Regions from separate parts of the Mus musculus genome. Here all the other regions are linked to region 2. Evidence: chromatin contacts called from ENCODE Hi-C or POLR2A ChIA-PET data. All regions are on one chromosome and are shown on one strand. Each heading gives the region's core, a stretch centred on a gene start or an enhancer-like site at or near the end of the contact. The rest is flanking DNA. Distances are from core to core; before and after follow the strand shown. Region 1 has its middle 8.1 kb from the start of BB123696. Region 2 holds the start of Nfil3 (nuclear factor, interleukin 3, regulated). Region 3 overlaps BB123696 (expressed sequence BB123696).

The links. A loop is a pair of places that touch in the nucleus more often than their neighbours do. ChIA-PET counts read pairs that join two places held with the same protein, here RNA polymerase II (POLR2A).
Region 1: a loop to region 2 is called in a map of heart, with 4 times the contacts of the local background. The contact joins the enhancer-like site here to the promoter of Nfil3 in region 2. A Hi-C loop is called at or near these places in 1 of 37 maps with a recorded cell type or tissue (heart). POLR2A ChIA-PET finds 5 or more read pairs at or near these places in 1 of 5 experiments (Patski).
Region 3: a map of gastrocnemius shows a loop between it and region 2 (13-fold over the local background). The contact joins the enhancer-like site here to the promoter of Nfil3 in region 2. A Hi-C loop is called at or near these places in 1 of 37 maps with a recorded cell type or tissue (gastrocnemius). POLR2A ChIA-PET finds 5 or more read pairs at or near these places in 1 of 5 experiments (Patski).

Annotation. Positions count from the first base shown.
Region 1 is chr13:52,763,348-52,767,296 of GRCm38, reverse strand. No RefSeq gene overlaps it. Among named protein-coding and RNA genes, the nearest start is that of BB123696, 8.1 kb to the right of the region's middle. Within about 2 kb of position 1,561, at least 1 of the 3 ENCODE cell types and tissues checked has a DNase peak (open chromatin) inside an H3K27ac peak, as active enhancers do; it is heart, where a contact is called at or near this core.
Region 2 is chr13:52,978,486-52,982,332 of GRCm38, reverse strand. Nfil3 (nuclear factor, interleukin 3, regulated) reads left to right here and starts at 1,294. Exons shown (of 2, transcript NM_017373.3): 1 at 1,294-1,472.
Region 3 is chr13:52,734,340-52,738,544 of GRCm38, reverse strand. All of the region lies in intron 1 of BB123696 (expressed sequence BB123696), which reads left to right. Among named protein-coding and RNA genes, the nearest start is that of BB123696, 21 kb to the left of the region's middle. Within about 2 kb of position 2,894, at least 1 of the 3 ENCODE cell types and tissues checked has a DNase peak (open chromatin) inside an H3K27ac peak, as active enhancers do; it is gastrocnemius, where a contact is called at or near this core.

The sequences.
Region 1 (3,949 bases), core at 312-2,811, 220 kb after region 2:
TGGGAAGTTCCAGCCCATTGTGGGTGGTGGTGGCACCCTGGGCTGGTGGCCCTGGGTTCTGTAAGAAAGCAGGCTGAGTGTCCCATGGGGAGCAATCCAGTAAGCAGCACCCCTCCATGGCCTTTGCATCAGCTCCTGCCTCCAGGTTCCTGCCCTATAAGTACCTGTCCTGACTTCCTTCAGTGATGGGCTATGATATGGAAGTAGAAACCAAATAAACCCTTTCTGTCTAAACTTTTATTTCTTATCACAGCAATAGTAACCCTAAGGTAGTTCCTTTCTTAAAACAGGGGCATGACCAGCAGCTGGCTTCTACCTCAAGGTTATCTTGGCCTTTATTCTTTCCCCAGCTCATGCCCAGCTTTCTCCATTTTAGCCCACCAAGGACTTCTTTGTATCCTGTGTAAGGTGCACTTACTACAGTGCCCCTTGAATGGTCTAGACCTTCCACCCCAATTTCCCTTTCTTCCTCTACTCTCTTGGGGTACAGGTTCTCAGAGCTATCAGGTAGCTGTTGGAGAGCCTGACACCCCATTTGTACTCTCTCCCATTTTCCCATCTTGCCTCTGTCTGAGCAGCTCACACTGACCCTTCGGGGCTTCACAAAGTAAAACTTGGCCACAGAGGTGACTGAAGCAGAGCTGGTCACTGCTGGCCAGGCAGGCGGCCACAGCCACCCTAAACCAAGTTAGCCAATCAGCAAACAGGCCACCCAAGGAAGAACAGGAGAGGGTGGCACACGGACATCTGGAATGTGTGCCAAGGTACCACAAGGTCAGGCTTGAGGAGACAGAGGCAGGCCAGTGTTTCAGAGGGAAAGGGAGGAAAGTTATGCAAGTTGTTTTGAAACCATTGTCCTTGGCCCTAAGGATCAATAACAAGGGTGGGGTCAGTTCAAAGTTGACAAGGCAGCTGCTGACTGCCTTCCTGGAAGTGTTCTCTGCTTGGCTCTTAGAGTTATCATGGTCATCTTGGGCTCCCACATTGTCCTTCCAGAAGCCAGTGTGTCTCTGGGAGGTGACAATGGCCATAAAACAAAGGTACACCCAAAGAGGAGGACACCTGCCATCTGTGAGGAGGACTGCATTTAAACCGGAAGGAACCAGAAAAAGAAAAGAGGCCAGTAGGACAGTTGACGAATTGGTTTGGCAGCTGTTTGGATCTGTTTGTTTTAATTAAGTTGATGATGAATCTGGAAACCCTTGTGCTGGGTCAGGATTTGGAGGCTGAACTGTGTGATGGCAGGAATGCTTGTAAAAGTGATTAAAATAGCTTTACAGAGTGTGCCTGGAGGGACCAGTTGGGCTGGAGAGACTCGGTGTGGGAATGAAGGCCCAACTTCTTAGGAGTCCGTCCATCTGCCGCAGCCAGCCGTGGGCCAGAGATGATTAAACACTTAATCAGACCCGAATACTTGTGTTGTGTGCTTGCTGTGGCTACAGAAAAGGGTGCTGTCACCAATCTTTAAATAGCGAACCAGAGGCTAAATTTCACTCCATCCGTCAAAGGCCACGGCTCCGCAATGTCCTAATTTTAGCTGCTTGTCAATTCCCCAGTGCCTGTTCGCTGATGTAACTTTGATCTTCCGATGCTTTAGATGGCTTTTGTGCTGAATTTAGCTAGAATATACTATGAATCATCTGGATGGCTGCCCAGCTAGGGGAAGGGGGGAGGGAAGAGGGAGAAGAAAGGAGGGAGGGTGGGAAGGAACGAGAGCTAAGAGAACAGTCAGGCCCCTGAAGTGGTGGATAGAGATGGCATAAAGATGGAAGAGCCTCCTGATTCCAGGGCCATCCGCTTTTCCAGGAGTGTATTTTGAGTACATTATCTTTAGACATTTATATTCTCATGCAAACACACAGGAGGCCACTGCCAAGGTCTAAGGAGAGTGTCAGTAATCGTAAGACATTTGAAAGGAATATTTTTCTAAGCAAATCGCTGCCTCTAAAAGGGCATTTCTTTCCACTTAGGGAGCAAGCAGTGCCAAGATGCGTTCACTTAAGGGGGCAGAGAGCGTTTCTGATGGCCTCCCCTCCTTTGGGTTATTGGGGAATTGCCTTTTGTTTCAGGGCTAGCTGGCTTTTCTTCTCGCCTGAGATTTCTTTCTTCCTCCAGCTCTTAGCAGAACCTCCCATGTCACCTTCTGTCCTGAACGTACATAGCTGCCACCTCCTTCCTGTTGACATGCCTCAGGTGGTGTCTGTCACCTGGATCATGATTTCTGTTCGGACTTTGCAGGAGTGCTGTAAAAGAGTCAGTAAGACTCACTGCTTCTTGGCTGGGTCCTCAGCTACCTAGCCTTCTTCCTCCAAGTCAGGAAAGAGGAACTTCTTCCAGCCCCTCCTTCCAGGGTCTAATACTGTACGTTCTGCTCCTTGACTGGGGAGGGGTAGGAAGAAATAAATATATAGAGAAGATGGACTGTAGACTTTACAGCATCTCGGGGCAGCACATGATCATCTTCCATGAGAATTTGTGACCTTGATCAAGATGTAGTCACCTCAAGAAGGGGTATGTATACACTTCAGTGGAGGGGTTCGTGGTTGTCAGGTACCTTAGAATAATACAACATGCCTTAGTATTGAAATGTCTGGACTGAAGTTGATCTAAACCATAGAAGGACTGAAAATAGTGTGATCAGGTAGTTTGACAGATGTTGGAACCATGCCTCTAGACTCCAACTTCTTAAACTATGGGCATAGCCCCATAGTTTTGTCTTATGGCTGAGCTCAGTGATTGCAAACACTCTGTCAGGAGTTGGGTCTCACAGACCATTCCCTCACCCGCAGCAAGTACAGGCTCACACTCTTGCCTACCCTCCAGAATTTGACCTTAAGACCCTACTGCATGAAGTGGCCACATGCTTGAGTCACAGAAGATGGAATAGACAAGCTGGTGTTCAGCTGGGACCTTTGTCCAACTGGCTACCTCTCCTGGTACTGGAAGGTACAGTGTGTGCCACAGGAGGAGAGAAAGGATCATTTCACCTACCCATGATCCTGTCACAATGGCTGCTGACATAGGTGCAATGGTGGCACAGATGCCACACAGGTAACCACTTGCTTTCTGATTCAATCTAAGGCTCGGCATATGAAATGGAACTCGTGCCTGGCCCTGTTAAAAGGGCAAAAGCCCATGGCTACATAGGTCAAAATTTACATGTATAGAAATTAGTTTTAAAGTAATTTTTAGTGATTTTTTTCTCAGCAAATGTTTACTTTGTATATATAAGCACATATACAGGTCATATATAAATTTCTTGCACAAAGAGGGCTCAGGAATGACATAAGTTTGAATCAGCTGTATGGGGCACTCTGTCATGGGACAGCCAAAGCAGAGGTCCCAAGGAGCCAGAGGGCCACTGGATTAAAGGAGAGATTTTTCTGTGTTAGAGCCTTCAACATAGGCCAGGTGTTGGTCACTCAGTGGAAACTGTGATAGGCAAAGCCCACTCACCAGAACTGACTAAGATGGCACATGGGTCAAGGGGCCACCACAACTCCTCACTGTGCCCATGAAATGACAATGAAAGTGTTAGCTGGTCAGCCAGCCAGGCACCTTTAGAGAGAACTGCGTTAACAGCTTCAGAGTGGCCCCCTCCTGTACTTCCAGCCAGAGCCTTATGACACAAACTGAGCTTGCTCAGAGCCACTGCTGTGTAGCTAACCTTCCAAATCTTGAGCCCAGGGTGCCAAAGAGTGTGTCTCCCATCTTTCCTTCTTAAATAAAGGGTGTTGTTGAACAATACAGATGCCAGCGTACTAAGTACCAGGTCCTTGGGTAGCTCTACAATTCCAGACAAAGCTAGCTAGGTGTGGGAAGGATGCCTTATGGATGTAATATGGCTAAGGCCATTTTTTTAATATGAAAAATTGGGGAAGGAAAACAAACTGACACCGCATCTACATGGGCTCTGGGTGGGTCCGGAGGAGCAGAGAAATGCCGTTGG
Region 2 (3,847 bases), core at 45-2,544:
GGAGTTACTACTGTGTGTCTTGAGTAAATGGAAAGAGATCCACTTGGTGAGATGTTCCGGGTGGGGGTCCCGCACACTCACTCTTTATTTTGGGGTTTGCTTTCTTTGAAAAATGAGAAAGGAGGGGGTTGAGTGAGGGAATCATTCGAGCCCAGGTCCCACAGTCCGAGCTCAAGGACCTTGCCACCTGCCACATTCCGTATTTGGGCAAGCGCGTGCGTCACTGTCAGGAATATGGCTCCCTTTGCCAAGGCCGGCTATAATCTTACGTGTCTGTAAACGCGGGGAGTGTTTGCCACGTTCCTTTACAATAGCCAACCCGATGACTGACTTAAGAACATGCCACCAGATGCTCTGTCTCCCATTTCCTTATGTCTTTTGTACATCCCAGGAATTGGGGAAAGGGGGGTGGGGTGGGGGCTGGCTGGCGTGTTCACTGAGAACCGAAAGGAGAGGAGAACTACCAGTTCAAGATGCTTGGGGAATGCCCTCCGTGGCTTGCTCTAGCCCGAGCACCGAAAGCGGGTAGGTTTCCCAGCCGGGGACACCGAGGCCGCGGACTCTCAGGTCCTCGGAGACAGCCGCCACCTCTCCACGTGGTCGGGGACACAGACCAACCGGGTCTAGCTTGGTTTCCCAACCGTGTTACGCAACAACTTTGTAGGGGTCGTCTTCGCCCTAATTGTGTCGGGAGCGCTGTTTGTGTTACCGTTGCGGCGCTGCCCGGGAGAGGAGCGGGACATTTCAGTAGCCCGGCTGCCGCGCCCCTTTCCCGGTCTCAGAGGGGACCGTGGGCACAAGGAGGCCAAGGTCCCCGCCACGCCCGTGTCCCCATAGCCCTCACCCGGGGTTCTATTGGCAACAGGTAGCCCGGCCCTCTGTGGCTCTCCGGGAAACAAACAAACAAAAAAAGGTGCTGGCACCACGGAGCGAGCGCAGCGACCCGGAGGGCGCGGCCGGCAATGGGCAAAAGGGTCCTGGGCTCCTCTTAGGCGTGCCTCGGGTTGCTCCGCGGTGCGTCCCGTTGCGCAACATAGCGCTCGGCCTGGGTCCCCACGGACAGCGGGTAGCAGCTGCGGCCGCGGCCAGAGAAGGACGCGGACTGCCAGTGGCGCCGCGGCGGAGAGGACGGGGCGGGGCGGGGCGGGGCGGTGGGGAGCCCGCCCCTGTCGGCGCGGCCAGTGGCGGCGGGCCGGGGGCGGGCGCGGGCGCGGCGATTGGGGCGGCCGCCGCCCGTCACGGCGGGGCTGGCGGGCGGCGACGTAGCGCGGCGCTCGGAACTGACCTACTAACACACATCTCTCGGCGCGGCCACGGCGCCCGCGGACCCGGCGCGCCCGCTCGTCTCCCGCGCCGCGCCCTCGCCACCGCCCGCTGAGGGCCCGGCGGAGCTTGAATCGCGCCCCGGCGCCGCCAGCCCGGTTACAGCCGCCCTTTCTTTTCCCCCTCACGGACCAGGGAGCAGAACCACGGTAAGCGCTCCGCCCACCGGCGGCCCCGGGGGCCCTGCTCTGCTCCGTGCCCGCTCTTGGAGCGCGCGGCCGGCGGGCGTAGGGCGCGGGATGCGTGCGGGCGCGGCGCAGGGCTGGCGGGAGGCGGCGAGTGTGCGCGGGGCATGCATTACATAAACTTTTGCTGCCTTGGCAGGAGGGGGGACTCGCCACCTTAAGGTAGCTGCTTTGATTGCAGCGCCCTGGCGCCCGCACGTAGCCCGGGCTGCCGCGCGCTCCCTCCTCCTCCCCGCTATTGCATAATGTCTCCGGATTTCAGGAAAATTGATGTTTCGGTGGCGAAGAGCGCGCCGTGGAGGCGGAGTGGAGGCCGATCCTTTTAGCAGCCAGACGACTTGCCCTGCTCTCCGGGGTCTCTCCGCGCTAGTCCCCAATCCGGGCCAGCTAAGGGGAGGGTTGAGTCTTGATTTGCTTAGGAGGATTGGGAGTACCAACGGTGACGGCAATCGGAGATGCCTGCGCGGCGTTTGTTTGTGTCAGGCGCTGTGTCGGCACCGACGTTTTCCAACCCGTTTGTCGTCACCGTGTTTTACGAGCCCTCGGGAAGGTGGAGGGATGTGTCCTTTCTTACATTGCATAATGGGCCAGCGATGAAACGTGGGCACCGAGGACGAACTGATGTGAGAATGTGCGCGTGTGATTTGTGTGCAATGATTTGGTCATTTTAGCGCAGCGTTGGCTATTAGATCCTTATTGGTACCTCTGTATCGTCCCAAATACGCATATTTTAAAAAACGATTCTATGGAGTTCATTATTAAGAAAGAAGAAATCCTAGTCTTGGACACTAATGCGCGCGGGGGAGGGGGGGCTCCTTAAATGTTCCGAGGTGTTATTTTTAAAACCCGGACGAGCCATTGTGACGTTTGCCTCCCCACTTTTCCCAACTGGAATGCGATGCGTTTCATCAGCCTTTCTTTTTCTTTCTTTCTTTTTTTTTTTTCTCACCTTATCGTCATTGGCTTTTTTTTTTTTTTTTTTAAGACACCACAAGACAAATCATTACTAGATTCCTGGAAATGTGAGGTTATGTAACTGCCGAATTTGCTGGCTGTTGAGCATAGAAAGGGAGCTAATTACGTGATTTTATAATCTTGCCACAAAGAAAGTAGGGCAATCTCAGCGTTGAAGAATGTCACCATCAACAGGGGTTTTGTTGGTTCTTTTAAAGGATATTTTAAGCCGGAAAGTGACGACCGACTAAGCCTTGACATAGCTCATGCTTGCCAAATGTGTGTCTTTTACCCTAAAAGAAATGTACGTCTTTCTAAATATAGCCCTATCACATTTTAACAATCCTGGCCTCAGTGCTATTTCTGGTTTCTCCAGGGCTGTGTGCAAATACGAGCTCAAGGCCATTTGCTGTAGTTTTAACTCCACGCCTTCCAAGACCTCTGATAAGACTGTATTTTTAGGAAGGCATTTCGCAGCACCCAGAGACTGCTGGTGAACGCGGGGGCCCCATTTATCATTTTAAAGGACACTTTGGAGGAACTGCTGCGTTCAGAGGGCAACAGGGAATGGCCAAGTGACACCTTCTTTTCTGGCTTTTGTAAATAACAACGGCTAATGAGGTCAAAAGTATTTATTTCACATCATAATTTCCCCCAGATCAGATATGAGTTATGGGAAGTATATATAGGTTAGTAGATTGTATTTTTGCCTTGTATAACCTAGTTTTATTCTTGGAGATAGAATAATATGGTAAGTATCCGGATATTAAATTTCTTCCCGGATTCTTACTTAGTGTAATGATGTGTGAATATACGTATTTAATAGTGTCTGTGAGATATAGTTTTCTTAGCGTACCATTTACATAATTGAACTACAATATTATTTTAGGGGGCGGAGACATTCTAGATGATGACTCCTGGAACATATTATCCCTATTTTAGCCGTTTTCCAAGACGCTGCAGTTGCAGTAGGCCCCCCAGCAGCAGACCCTGACCCACTTTGCGTGCTGGGCTGGGAGACCCAAGCCTTCAGAGGCGGGGGGCCTGGGGGGACTTTGCAGCGCCACCTTTCATCATGCGTCCTTGCGCCCCTCGCTGGTCCGGGAGACCGGGCACGCGCCTGGCAGTGGCAGGCAGAGACCTCGACCCAAGACGCTCCCCTTGGGCAGCAACTGGACGCGCCTCGCGGTGGCCCGCGCGGCTCCCCGGCCCCTCCCGCATTCCTTTGTTCTGGCGCGGGGGTCCTCGCGGCGCCGAGGCCCCGCTGCGCCGCCCACCCGGCGGGGGGCGGGCCTGGGGAGCGGCGCGGCGTGGGGGCGCGGCCGCGAGCGGGGCGGAGGCTTGCAGGGCCGAGTTCGGTGAGCTGCGCTCGCCCGGAGCCGGTG
Region 3 (4,205 bases), core at 1,645-4,144, 250 kb after region 2:
CAAATGGGGGTAAAAGATACTTTCTTGGCAGAAGGTGAGACTCCTGGCTCAGAATCAGAGGACAGAGGGTTCTTTGGATCACATGTCCCATGGGATTTGCAGAGAGGGTCACAGGACACTGGCACACACAACAATCTGCATTCCAGGGAGGAAGCCTGCGTTTGTGCATGCATGCCTGCATTCTATTCAGAAGCAGGCGGTCTTTTTGACGCTGCAGCACAGGCAGGGCCCTGAGATCCAGTGAGATGGGATTGTCTCTCTCCCAGGTATCAGTACAACTACAGTCTGGAACAGAGGCTAAGTCTCCTTCATCCTGATGTCTGCCAGGCTGCCAAAAACCTCTAGACCTCCGTCTGGGCAGGGACCGCGGATGAAATCCTTATTACCACAATCTATCTGAGTCAACACCTCCGAATTTTGCAAGCAGCATCAGTCCTCACTTTGATGACAAATAAACAAAGTGGGTCCTGTGAGGTCACCACAGAGTCCCAGTGCTTGGCTCTTTGCTGGGGCAAACTGGTCTGCCATAAAGAGTCCAGTCGGCTGCCACATTCTTCTGCAACAGTCAACCTGAGATTGCATCCTTCTCAGATAGGGTCCAACTATGCCTCTTCAGACACCACTGAGGACAGACAGAGTCTGGTGTCTCTGCACCAGGCTTCCTACTGGGCTGTGAGGACTCTTTCTTTGCTGTGACTGATGAGGTGCCCACACTTTAATCTTCACCCTCCATCTCTGGCTGGATCCTGGTGGGAAGACTTCCCTCTCTGAACAACGTGTCTCCTATCAACTCCTTCCAAGTGTTCCTTGGGATCTTCTGCATTTCAAACTGTCTTGGCATCCGCTTCTGCAAGGGCTAACTTGATGATGTGACTGAACCAAGATGCCCATTGCTTGATGATGGATAATCAGATAAATGGAGACAGAAAGCTACCTTCAATATCTCCGTAGTCAGAGAACCGGGATCTCACGGAATGAATGCCTCTCGGGCCAGCACTTTTCTTTATCACAGAGCATGGGACAGTCCATCCAGGGGTGTTTCAGTGTCACCTTCCCCTTTTCCGGGAACCTCTTCCCAACCAGAAGCCATGTGCAGACTGTGTTCAAGCTGTATTCCTGGTTGAACGGCACAGAATTTCTTGTCATTGAGGGTTAAGCTCAAGCTCACTGTCCTGCCCAGGTCCCCATGGCCTTCTTAGTCCTGTAGTTTGAATCTATCCTCCATCGGATGGTAGCCTTTATTACCACTGGATGTATGCAATTCCCAGGCACTAAGATAACCCATCCAGTGTGTGCTGAATAGAAATCTATCATATGAGTAACGAATGGGAAATGTTGATTTATGCGGAGTCTAACTCAGTCCCACCTGCTGCTTCCTCTCCTGTTACCTTTGGGTTTTTTTTTTCTCTCAGGTGCCCTCTGTGATTAAGGGTCCGTTTCTTTCCTTTTTAAAGAGTTATTTTATTTTTAATTATTTATGTGCATATATGTATATATCTGTGGGTGGGTCTATGTGCACATGAGTGGGCAGTGCCTGCAGAGGCCAGAATAGGATGTCAGATACTGTGGGGTTGGAGTTACAGGCATTATAAACCATCCATTGTGGATCCTAAGAGCTGGCCTCAGGTCCTCTGCAAGCGCAGCAAGTGCTCGCAATGGCTGCTCTTTGCGCGTATATTACTATCGACTACACTACTATTCCCTTAGCTGCTCATAGGAGTTGGAGATCATCAGTGATTTGTAGCTGCTGAGGCATTCATAGGCTCCTACCCAGGCTTCTCAGCATCTCCCTAGGAATGTCTCACCCCAGAGTGTTCAGAGACAGGGATGCTGTGACTCAGGAAACTCCGGGACGGTGAAGGAAGAGCCTTGTAGTTGCAGGGGCTCCTCAGACTAATGGTGGACTCTCTGGAGCTTGTCACTGTGACTGAGACATGGAGAGTGCTTTGGTCAACCCATTGGCCACTTCTGAAAACACTGAGATCCACCCTACCTCCACTCCTCAGGCTTTTTCCTGGAACAGGCCCTGATCATTTAGAAAATGTCCTGTTTGTCTGTAAGCCAACACCCTCCCTCAGCACACCATGTTCCTGGACAACCAAGGTCTGGCAGGGTTTTCAAACTCCTGGGGACGTGCAGTCCGAGTTCTCTGAGCCGTTTTATGGCATGTCTCGGAACCCACGCCTAAGATCCTCGTGAGCCAGCATGAGAAGGCTTTTGGACGTCCATCCGCGTGGTTAGTGGCACTCCTCTGTTTATCCACCTTCAACCTTGGTAGGGAGCTGCAACCTGAGATCATTGTTGGGGGAAAGAAAGGGAGAAGGGTTATGCTGGCACCGAGCCCACTCAGTGATTTCACCCAGCAGGCCTCTTGCTCAACACGGTCTGCCTGAAGCTAGTCTTTGCTTATCCCCACCGCTGCTCCCAAGGCTTTGGAAAACACTCTTCGCTTTTCTGTACTGCGTGAAAGAGCATCTCTCAGCGTTCCACTGCCGTCCCTTGCTCGCACCCCTCCCTCTCCCACCCCCCATGGTCTGTTCATCATTCATCTGGAGCCGTCTCTCTGGTTCTCACCACTCCCTCTTCTGTGGGCATGTCGGTTGTTTTAAACAAAAAAAGAGAAGTGATCGCACAGTGTGCCTTTCTCGCTCAATATTTTATTGGGGGAAAAATTCCCCAACTGCTACTAAAGATCTTCAATATATCACTCCTCTTGGTTGTAAAGTATTTATTACAGTATTCTATCGTGGGCCATAATTTGCTTCACTAGCTCCTATTTTCTGACATTTAGGGTGTTGTAAAAATTATACCATCACAGTAATGCTACAGTGAACCTCATTTGATGTGAATCTTGGCACATCACCAAGATCATCTTGGCACGGGCTGATCAACACCCTCACTGGGTATAGAAGAGGATAAGAAGCAAGCCTTGTCCTGTTAAGCCACTGAAGCCAGGGGCTGTTTGGTACCAGCTGTGTCTCATGGTTGGCTAACAACGAGCCTGAAGAAGCTCCAACTTGGGAATCTACATACCAGCATTTCGGGGAGACCCAGGCTTGCTCTGCACCCACTCTTCTGTGCATTTCAGTATCACAGCCCCATTGGTCCAGGCCATGTGGCCCTGCCTGCCTGAAGACTGAATTAGTCCATGTGTCTATGGAACAGAGGCGAGCAAGCAGGTTGGTGGTGTCAATGTCCCTGGTGGATGAGGGTTTGGCTTTCGCTCATGATGCACGCCACAGAATTTTGGTAACATCTTGAAGAGTTTATAACTTGTAAATAGCTCTGCCCCACTGAGAAGCCTCAAACATCATTATCCTTACTGTTGACCTAAGGTCAATGTTGTTTCCTTGATGTTTGCTTGAACTGAACCTTAATTTGATTTGAAATTTTATATTGTTTGCTATCGTTGAGAGTAAGAATTTTTTCAGATGTGTTATTCATTTGATGTTTGTGTTATCTGTGGATATGTGTGCACCTGTGCCCAGTATCCTTCCTCAGGAGCCATCTTTTTTGTTGGTTTGGGACACAGTCTCTCACTGAGACCTGGAGCTCACTACATGGGCTGTGCTGGCTGGCCAGAGTGTCTCTGTCATCCCAGGGCTGGGATGACAAACTTACATTGCCACGTGGGTTCAGGGGATGGAGCGCAGGGTCCCATGGTTATGTGGCAAGCACTTTACAGGTTGATCTCTCTCTCCAGCCCCTTGCTTGTATCTTTTCAAAGTGATGCTGAACAGAATGGCGACCACAGAGCCATTTCCTAGTTTGGGAATGCCCAGGACATTTTCACAGACACTCTGGCACCCATGGTCAGGGAAGGTGAATGCCTCAGGAGAGCTCAATGGGGAATAGAGGGTACAGGGCACTCTCACATGGACGGGTATGGAATTCAGCACCTCCTCATGCCTGTGGCCTGCAGCGCTCATGCTGAAGACCTGAGAAGCAGCTCTCTCAGAGGGGGTGGCTCCTGTGGAAAAGCTCCATGGAGGGAGAGCAGACAGGTCTTAAGGCTGACTGGGAGCTAGAGGTGGCTCAACCGGTAAGTGTGCTTTCCCTTCCAGCATGAGGCTCTGAGTTCAAGTCCTTGGCATGCATGTCAGAGCCAGGTTTAACTCCAGAGCTGTGAAGGGTGGAAACAGGAGGATCTCTGGGGCTGGCTGACTGACCCTAGCTCCCTGTTTACTTGAAGACAATATTGTAGC